Linked DNA regions of Homo sapiens: regions 1 and 2 are each linked to region 3. The links are chromatin contacts, found by Hi-C or POLR2A ChIA-PET in ENCODE. All regions are on one chromosome and are shown on one strand. The core of a region is the stretch at or near the end of the contact, and the rest is flanking DNA. Distances in the headings are between cores, read along the strand shown. Region 1 holds the start of GATAD2A (GATA zinc finger domain containing 2A). Region 2 holds the start of YJEFN3 (YjeF N-terminal domain containing 3). Region 3 holds the start of ZNF737 (zinc finger protein 737).

Region 1 (2,790 bases), core at 205-2,704, 1.2 Mb after region 3:
CCAGGAGGTGTCACTGTGTGAATGGGCACACAGAACCAGAGATGTAACCAGCACTATGTACTCCAAGAAAACTGAAAGAAGTAAACTGGTAGGAAGAAAGAAAATTAAAGGCTCAAGTGACTCACTCGGACTTTGATCTAAAGAATCCACAGCTCTTAAGATAAGGATGAACTATACACCTAAAGACGTTAAGTCAGACCTACAAAATTTTGCCCTGTGCAAAATTCTCAGGGCAGAAACACGCACCTAAGGGTTGTCATTCACTTCCTAAGGGAGGGGTCACCATTCATTTCTGGGTCCCAGTGTGCGCACAATCCAAGTGTCCGTCAGGCTCTCAGCCTGGGCCCTGCCCATAAGCCTTTCCTTGTTGAAGTGATCAATTCCGATTCTTGGCAATAATCCCTTTAAAAGGCCAGCTGCTGCTGTCTAGTCACTGATGCCGACCCACTCTAGGTGGGAAAAAAGAAATCAATGGAGCCACCGCCTAGATGGGGAGGCAAATTTAAAGTGTCGGGCCTTGAGAAAGGCCGGAGATCAGAGAGGGGAAAGGGTCCCGCGGCTCCCGGGGGTTAGGCAGGAAGGGCGCGAGCTGGGGGAGGGCCGGCCCTCCAGGCGTGGGCGCGCGGGGACTCTTATTCTGACACGGGATCCGCCGCCGCCGCCGCCGCCGCCGCCGCGGGGTTCAGCGTTGCTGCCCAACCCGCCCCGGACCCCCGCCCCTGAGCGGGACCCCCGCCCCGCGCGCCCACGTGCCGTCTTCCCGCCGCCTCCACCCGTCCCGACCACTCGGAAGAGGCGCCTCGCGGCCCAGCCCTTCCCCCGACCCCGCAGGAAGCGCAGGACGGAAGCGGGGCGACGCCGCGACTTTCCGGGACCCCCGCCCGGCCCCCACGTGCCCGGGCCGCCTCGGGGCAAGGAACTTTCCAGGGCAGCGCAAGAAGACGCTCCCAGAATACAAGGAGTAGAACTCGCTCGCTCTCACTTTTCCACGCTCATGCAGGGGTCCTTCAGAGCCCCCCGAGGCCCCGACCCTGCGCGGCCCGCGCCGCTCCAGTCTCAGCCGTGCGTCCCCAGCCCCCGCCCCCCGCCAAGTTTGGTCCAGAACTTACCGGGCCGCGGGTCGGCCGGGCCCTAGGGCAGCGCGCAGGTTACGGGGGCTGCTGGTCCGGGGTCGCCCGCGGGGCCGGGCGGCGGAGGGGCCGGGGACGCCGGGCCGCGCGCGCTCGTTCCGCCTGTGGGGCCGCCCGGGCCCGCGGCGCTCGCTGCGCCGGTCCGCCCGCCCGCCCGCGCCGCCGGCCAGATAATGCGCCCCTCGGCCGCACACATGGAGCCCGGCGCCGGCGTCACCGCCCGGGACATGCGCACCAGGTCAGCGCGCCCGGCCCGCGGCCCCCAAAACACCGGGGAGCTCTTAAAGGCGACGCCGCCCGCCCGCGCCCGGCTGGGCGGGGCGTGGCGACCGAGGGGCGGGGCCTGACGAGAAGGGAGGAGCTCGTGGGCGGGGTTCCAGGCGTAGAAGGCGGGCCCCTGAGTTGAGGGGGCGGGGCCGGACGGTACCGCCCCGGAAGCACCGCCCCTCTCCGGCGCGCTCCCACGCGACACCTCGTTGGGCGCGCTGGTTTCCCACGCGGGCTCCGGCTGGCTCCCTCCCCGCCGAGTCCCAGCGCCCTCCGCAGGCCGAAGGGTCGTGGCCAACTCACCGGCGGCAAAGCCGGGCGGGCCGCACCCAAGGCTGACTCACGACGCGCTCACTGCTGACCTCGCGCCAGCTGAGCTGGGCGACCTCAAGCAACTCAGGGTTGCCTCTGAAACGCGGGTTAGAATGTCACCCCCGCGGGGTCGTCACGCGGAAGCTCTTCTCTGGGAACTTCGGCCCCGGTGTCTGTGGGGAGGGCGGGGTGTGGATCGGCTGAACGATCACTTCTCCAGTGCAGTGAACAGAATTCTACAAAGAAAGCTCCAGACCCACCCACCTCAAGACACTTGGGGACGACTGCTCTCCCTCTCCAGTTACCTCCCAATCTGCCCTCGTGCCTCAGGGAGAAGGTGAAAACCCCTCAAGAAAGCAAATCTGCACCCCTCCCTCTCCAGTAACAAGGAGGAAACACAGGAGACAGAATGAAAGCCTGAAAGAGAATGGACTTTGGAGATGTTAAACTACATAAAGCGAAATACAATTTCAATAGGGAAAATATCAAGTTCATGGAAAATCTACCACAAGAAGGCTCTCAATACCAAAATCAGGTTCTGAGGAATCCCCAAAACCGCCTCTTTTCATGTTGTTTTAAAACAAACGATTCCTGATGAGACACCTAGACTCCTGAAGAGTGGTGGTGACATGCTTTATCGCATACCCTAATAAATCTATATGTACAACTGAAACAAAAGTTTCACCAAACATAAATTTACCACATGCAACGTACTGTTTTCTTTTTTCTTTTTTTTGGAGACAGAGTCTTGCTCTGTCGCCAGGCTGGAGTGGTGCAGTGGCGCTATCTCGGCTCACTGCAACCTCCACTTCCCAGGTTCACGGATTCCCCTGCCTCAGCCTCCCCAGTAGCTGGGATTACAGGCGCGTTCCATCACACCCGGCAATTTTTTTTTTGTATTTTAGTAGAGACGGGGTTTCACCATCTTGGCCAGGATGGTCTCCATCTCCTGATGTCGTGATCTGTTCGCATCGGCCTCCCAAAATGCTGGGATTACAGGCATAAGCCACTGCACCCAGCCTGTACTGTTATTTCTATTCTACTTCATTTGAAAAGAAAATCAATGTAACGCCCAAGAATA
Region 2 (2,700 bases), core at 27-2,526, 1.0 Mb after region 3:
CAAAGGGAACTGGGCCTGACACTCGCCAAATGCTTCCAGGAGGGGGCTTTCTGGGAGGTGAAACCTCAGGCCAGGGTGGCCATGCCACACTCACCCTGCTCTCAGTCCTACCTGCTTCTCTCCACCTCACACCTCTGCCCACCAGACCACCACGGGGGATCACCTGGCCGCACACAGCAGCCTCCTGCCCCCAAAACTCAACATGAGCCTGGGGGGGCTTTGAAAACTCGAACACCAGATTGCATCACCGGGTCCCAAACCTGCTGATGGCTCCCGAGGGCTCTGGGAACATTCAAACTCCAAACTCCTCACCATGCCTAAGAGGCCCTTCTGTGTCTCCAGCCTCGTCAGCCAGTTCCCCACTACGTTCTAGCTCCTACCCACCCCTGAGAGCCCCCTCACTCCCCTCACTTAGCATTTGAGGCCCCCCTCACCTCACCCCTTCACCCCAAGGTGAAGTCACAGCTCCTAAAACACTCTTCCCTAGACTGAGTCTGGACATCGGCTGAGGGGACACGTGCCCTGCTAGGTGGGCAGTGGGCAGGAGCTGTTGGACGCATCTGGTTCACAGTGAGGTCAACAGCCTTGCCTGGGGTCCCATGTCACAAAGGCTGAGGAGGATGAGGTGAGAGTCACAGCCACGGCGCCAGTTCTAGATCCCAAACTCACCAACCTCTGGCAAACAGGCCCTGCGTTCCAAATCTGCTCTAGCCATGACTGCCTTCCCCAGGCCTGTTTCCTCCTCTGGACAAGGGAGGTGGTAGCATTTGAGCTAAGCTCCGCTCTTCCCATGTCGGCAAGTGGGGGCTGCAGCTCCAAGGCCCTGGGAGAGATGGAGAGTGGGGGTGGGCCACGGTTGGGGTTCGGTGGGGGAGCGACCAGCGCTGCTGATGAATCATTCATGAGGGGCGGGCTGCCCCGGAGGCAGTTTCCCCAGCAACGCAGCTTAGTGTCTCCAGCAAGATGCCAGGAGGGTCTCGGATTCCCGGGATTCCCAGGCCCGTCTTGGCCATATCCCTGCCTCCGGTTCCCCACCGTGGTCATGCCTCTGCCGTTGAACCTCCATCCCGGCTGTGCCCGTCTCCAGTCCCCGGACCCCATTCTGTCCCAGCTATGACCCTGCCTCCGGTCCTACGGGCTGCTCCTGGCCCCATGGGAACCATGCCCGTCTCCAGCTTCCCTCTCCCCAGCTGACCTGAGGAAATGCCGCTCTTCGGGCGCCTCCGACGGGTCTGGGCCGGCTGCGCTGCTCATGGCCGAGGTGAGCCCGGGCGCCGGGCGCTGCCGCCACCGCCACCGCCTTTTAAGCGCATCCGTGGAGGGAGGGGACGCCCCCTCTTCTCCTCCCTCCCGCCCACCCTGCATGCCCGCCAATCAGGAAGCGCCGCGAAGGCGCTGCGCGTCACCATTGGTCGGTGGACTCAGACGGACTTCACCCTTTCGTGCCAGGAGCCCACAGCAGAGGCACCTGGCCAATCTTGGTTGCTTCCCCCGACTTACTTTCCCTGCAGATATCCCCGTGTCTCTGAGCTTCCCTCTCAGGGAGCGAGGAGCCCCTCCGCAGACAAATACCCTCGCCATGCCTACAATTGGCAGGGCTGCACAAGGTATGGTGGCTCACGCCTGTAATCCTGTAATCGCAGTGACACGGGAGGCTGAGGCGGGAGGATCACTTGTATCCGGGAGGTCAAGGCTCCCCCCACTCTCCAGACCTCCGTGGAGAAGGTCTGACCCAAAGCTGACCCAGGGGCCCCCAGCCTGGAGAGGTAAGTGGGCTGCTGACAGGCATGGTTTCAAAAGGGAGGCAGGAGAGTCCAGGTATATCGGAGGCAGAGAGGAGGCCGCCAGTGGATCCAGGGGCAGCCCCTAGGTGTGTTTTGAGGTCACCCTGTGCATATCTGCTGCGTCCCCATGCTACATGTGATCCGGTGGTGCCTAGCTGGGCCCTCTCCCCCTTCTTTCCCCCAGTCCCCAGGAAAACAGGCAGGCCAGGTCTGCAGAGCATTTATTCCGTCCCAGTGGGGAGGGGCAGGGATCCAGGTGGCCGGAGGGCACAGGGCCTACGTGTACCACATGAAGCCGTGGCTGGCATGGAGAGCCTCCTCTGTGGTGCGCAGCCCGTACAGCTCCCCGATCAAGGGGGGCACCCAGCGGGTTGTGTGGAACACAGACTCCCCCACCTGTGGGGACAGTGGGGTATGGGTAGAGGCACAGCCACCCATATACAGCCTGCTAGGACCCATCCCCCAGGATCAGTGGCCCCTGTGCGTGGCAGGCGCTACAGCCTTCCCTTGTGGGACCTGGCACCCACCACCCCCTTGGTCCTGGGGTTTCTATAGAAAGCTGTGGGAGCTCCCCAACCCCAGGCCCTGTCTCTGCCGTGGCTGGCACCTCTGCCCTCCCAGCCGGGACCCACCTTCCAGTCGGGCACGTCCTTCATGATGATGGCCTCCTCCTCCAGGTTCTCCCGAAGCATCTGCAAGGTCCTGTGGGGATGGGGCCGATGGTGGGGGTGGGGCCTCAGTGCCCTGAGGGGCCCCTGCCTAGGGCCCCTAGTAGCACCCCTTCAAGCCTCCCTCCGACCCTGTCTCCTTTTCCCCCAGCCAACTCCTAGCTTTTCTCTTGCCCCAACCCCAGTGCTGCCTCCTCCTCCAGGAAGCCTTCCGGTTCGCCCCCTTGGGTCTCCACTAAGTCTCCACG
Region 3 (2,700 bases), core at 53-2,552:
ATATTTTCCCTCACCAGACTATGGGGGATTCACCACCAGAGAGGGAGGCAACAGCCACAGCTCTAGAGTCAGCCACCCGTCCATCGTACACAGACAAGGAGAGGTCTTATGAAGCTTCAGGGCGGTCTGGGACCTTAGCTCTTTTGTAACGAGTTGTTTGGCATAAGGCCCAGTGATGAGAGCCCTTCACGACTTGCCTCAAGGAACACAAAAAGGTCAACCTTTTTTTGTGATTGTCTATTGTTTTTCAACAACTAATATATAGGAATAGATTGAAATAGAGATTTCTTCAATACAGCGCTGGATGAACACCTCAGGGGCTCACACAACCTGTTCTGGGACTTGGTGACAATTGTTTGTGTCCACATTCAATTGAGTTCAGATTTAATATGTGACTTTTCCTCCACAAATTCCCCTGTCTTGATGAATCGGCTCTGTCTAGGCAAAGGGTAAAATAAACCCCTTGGGCTGTTACACAACCTCCGCCTCCTGGCTTCAAGTGATTCTCCTGCCTCAGCCTCCGGTGTAGCTGGGACTACAGATGTGCACCCCCACACCCAGGTAACTTTTTATATTATTAGTTATTATTATTATTTATTAGTTATTATTAGAGATGGGGTTTCACCATGTTGGCTAGGCTTGTCTTGAACTCCTGACCTCAAGTGATCTGCTCACCTTGGCCTCCCAAAGTGTTGGAATTACCAGCGTGAACTATCCGTGCCTGCCTCTAAATGATTTCTATCTCCTATAGCTGTTGGAAATTAAAGATTGTTTCAAATTGAAAAAATAAAAAGAATGTGGACAAAAATAAAATATAAATAGTTTTTTAAAATTACGAGATATTACAAAATATATATGTAAATCTGGAGTGCTCAAAAATGACAAATTTGATTTATTTATAAGGTTTTATTAAAATTAGCTTTAATAGATTTTACCATTACCAAAGTAAAAGTTGATTTTCTGTTGAACAAAAATTTTATGTATTATTAATGACAGCAAAATACTTCTGTTCACCTTTTTAATACATTCAACAAGAAAGAGAGTAAACAAGAGATAAAATATTCCCATGCTCTGGGGTGGGCCTGGCTCAGCTCAGGGAGGAAGCACTGTTTGAAAAGCCAGCTGCTTAGGCTGGCACTCTTTGTTCACTTAACCCAGCATCTGATCATATCTTCTGTCACTCAGGGCCTGAGGGGGCGGGGATTTAAGCATTATCCAATCAGGGACGCTGGGCTGGAAGCCGTCCAATCAGGCACGCAGCCAGAGTGAAGCGGAAGGCTTCCGGGTTTTGCGGGGCCTTTGTCTCTGCAGCCGGAGCTCCAGGTCTTGTCTTCACTGCTGTGTGTCCTCTGCTCCTAGAGGCCCAGCCTCTGTGGCCCTGTGTCCTGCAGGTATTGGGAGATCCACAGCTAAGACGCCCGGGAGCCCCTGGAAGCCTAGAAATGGTGAGAGTGCCGGTCCGACATCCCGAGAGAGGGGGATAGGCTGGTTGGAACCGGTGGGAAGTGGCTGTGGCGGGACTCAGGCCTCTGCGCAGTCAGCTCCACAATCTGCACCCTGAGTTCTCCTTGCCCAGCTCGGCCTCAGTCCCGTTCAGCCATAATTTGGCGGCTACGCTGACAGCCGGGCCCCCTGGCGTCCTGTGTCTTCCCTGCGTAGTGACTGCTCTGGCCTGGAGCGCTCCGTGGGCAGCTCTGCAACCGCAGCCTCCCGTCTCTCCCAGAATGTGCAGGGACCACCAGAGGGTCGTCAGGGGAGAATCCTGACTCGGGGTGCAGGTTCATGAATGGGAAGAGCTTTGGTCCGTGGAGTTCACAGTTTCTGTTTTCTGCTATTCAAAATTTATGGGGCCGGGCGCAGTCGTTCACGCCTGTAATCCCAGCACTTTGGGAGGCCGAGGCAGGCGGATAACTTGAGGTCAGGACTTCAAGATAAGCCTGGCCCAAATGGGGAAACCCCATGTCTACTAAAAATGCAAAAATTAGCTGGGTGTGATGACAGATGTCTGTAATCACAGCTTCTCGGGAGGCAGAAGTGAGAGAATCGCTTGAACTCCGGAGGTGGATGTTGCAGTGAGCTGAGATCTTGCCACTGCACTCCAGCCTGCGCGACAGTGAGACTCCGTCTCAAAAAAAAAAAAAAAATTCCTGGTTATGTAATTACAGTTTAATTGGCAGTTTATAGTTGCTTAAGCCTGAATTTTGTTTCCCCTAATGTAGTAATTTCCCAAAAAATGCACATGAGCTTAGATTTTTTTTTTTTTGAGGTAGAAATCCAGGGACTAGAGCTTCTTCAGTCTAATTGCCTGCCACTTAATTATTTTCACACGCCACAGCGGACTGATTTTCCCTGGCATTTTCCACATGTGTCTCAAGCAAGGCCTCAAGTGTACCCCATGTTCCTCAATTTATTATTTTTATTTTTTTTTTTTTGAGACGGAGTCTCGCTCTGTCGCCAGAGCTGGAGTGCAGTGTCAGATCTCGGCTCACTGCAACCTCCGCCTCTCAGGTTCAAGCATTCTTCTGCTTCAGCCTCTGGAGTAGTTGGGGCTATGGGCACGCGACACCACGCCCAGCTAATTTTTGTATTTTTAGTAGAGATGGAGTTTCAGTATGTTAGCCAGGAATGCTAGTTACCAAGGAAAAAAATAGGGAAAATCTCTCTTCCATTTTGGCTGTAGACAATGAATATATTTCCACA

The links. Hi-C counts contacts between places; a loop is a spot of excess contacts on that map. ChIA-PET counts read pairs that join two places held with the same protein, here RNA polymerase II (POLR2A). Pooled maps may share reads with other maps.
Region 1: a loop to region 3 is called in a pooled map, with 4 times the contacts of the local background. The contact joins the promoter of GATAD2A here to the promoter of ZNF737 in region 3. A Hi-C loop is called at or near these places in 1 of 50 pooled maps. POLR2A ChIA-PET finds 5 or more read pairs at or near these places in 2 of 52 experiments (B cell and CD4-positive, alpha-beta memory T cell).
Region 2: a loop to region 3 is called in a pooled map, with 5 times the contacts of the local background. The contact joins the promoter of YJEFN3 here to the promoter of ZNF737 in region 3. A Hi-C loop is called at or near these places in 5 of 50 pooled maps. POLR2A ChIA-PET finds 5 or more read pairs at or near these places in 2 of 52 experiments (activated CD4-positive, alpha-beta T cell and activated naive CD4-positive, alpha-beta T cell).

Annotation. Positions count from the first base shown.
Region 1 is chr19:19,404,339-19,407,128 of GRCh38, reverse strand. It overlaps GATAD2A (GATA zinc finger domain containing 2A), which reads right to left and starts at 1,454. Exons shown (of 12, transcript NM_001384528.1): 1 at 1,110-1,454. RefSeq lists silencers at 583-662, 1,223-1,772 and enhancers at 483-1,389, 1,893-1,952, 1,390-2,298.
Region 2 is chr19:19,527,487-19,530,186 of GRCh38, reverse strand. It overlaps YJEFN3 (YjeF N-terminal domain containing 3), which reads right to left and starts at 1,276. Exons shown (of 7, transcript NM_198537.4): 1 at 1,196-1,276; 2 at 674-823. The coding sequence starts at 1,254. NDUFA13 (NADH:ubiquinone oxidoreductase subunit A13) reads right to left here. Exons shown (of 5, transcript NM_015965.7): 4 at 2,417-2,486; 5 at 1,989-2,180. The coding sequence ends at 2,061. RefSeq lists enhancers at 1-541, 1,517-2,017.
Region 3 is chr19:20,564,383-20,567,082 of GRCh38, reverse strand. ZNF737 (zinc finger protein 737) reads left to right here and starts at 1,302. Exons shown (of 4, transcript NM_001159293.2): 1 at 1,302-1,445. The coding sequence starts at 1,443. The region is part of intron 2 of LOC105372316 (a long non-coding RNA gene); the gene reads right to left. RefSeq lists enhancers at 1,450-1,499, 1,710-1,869.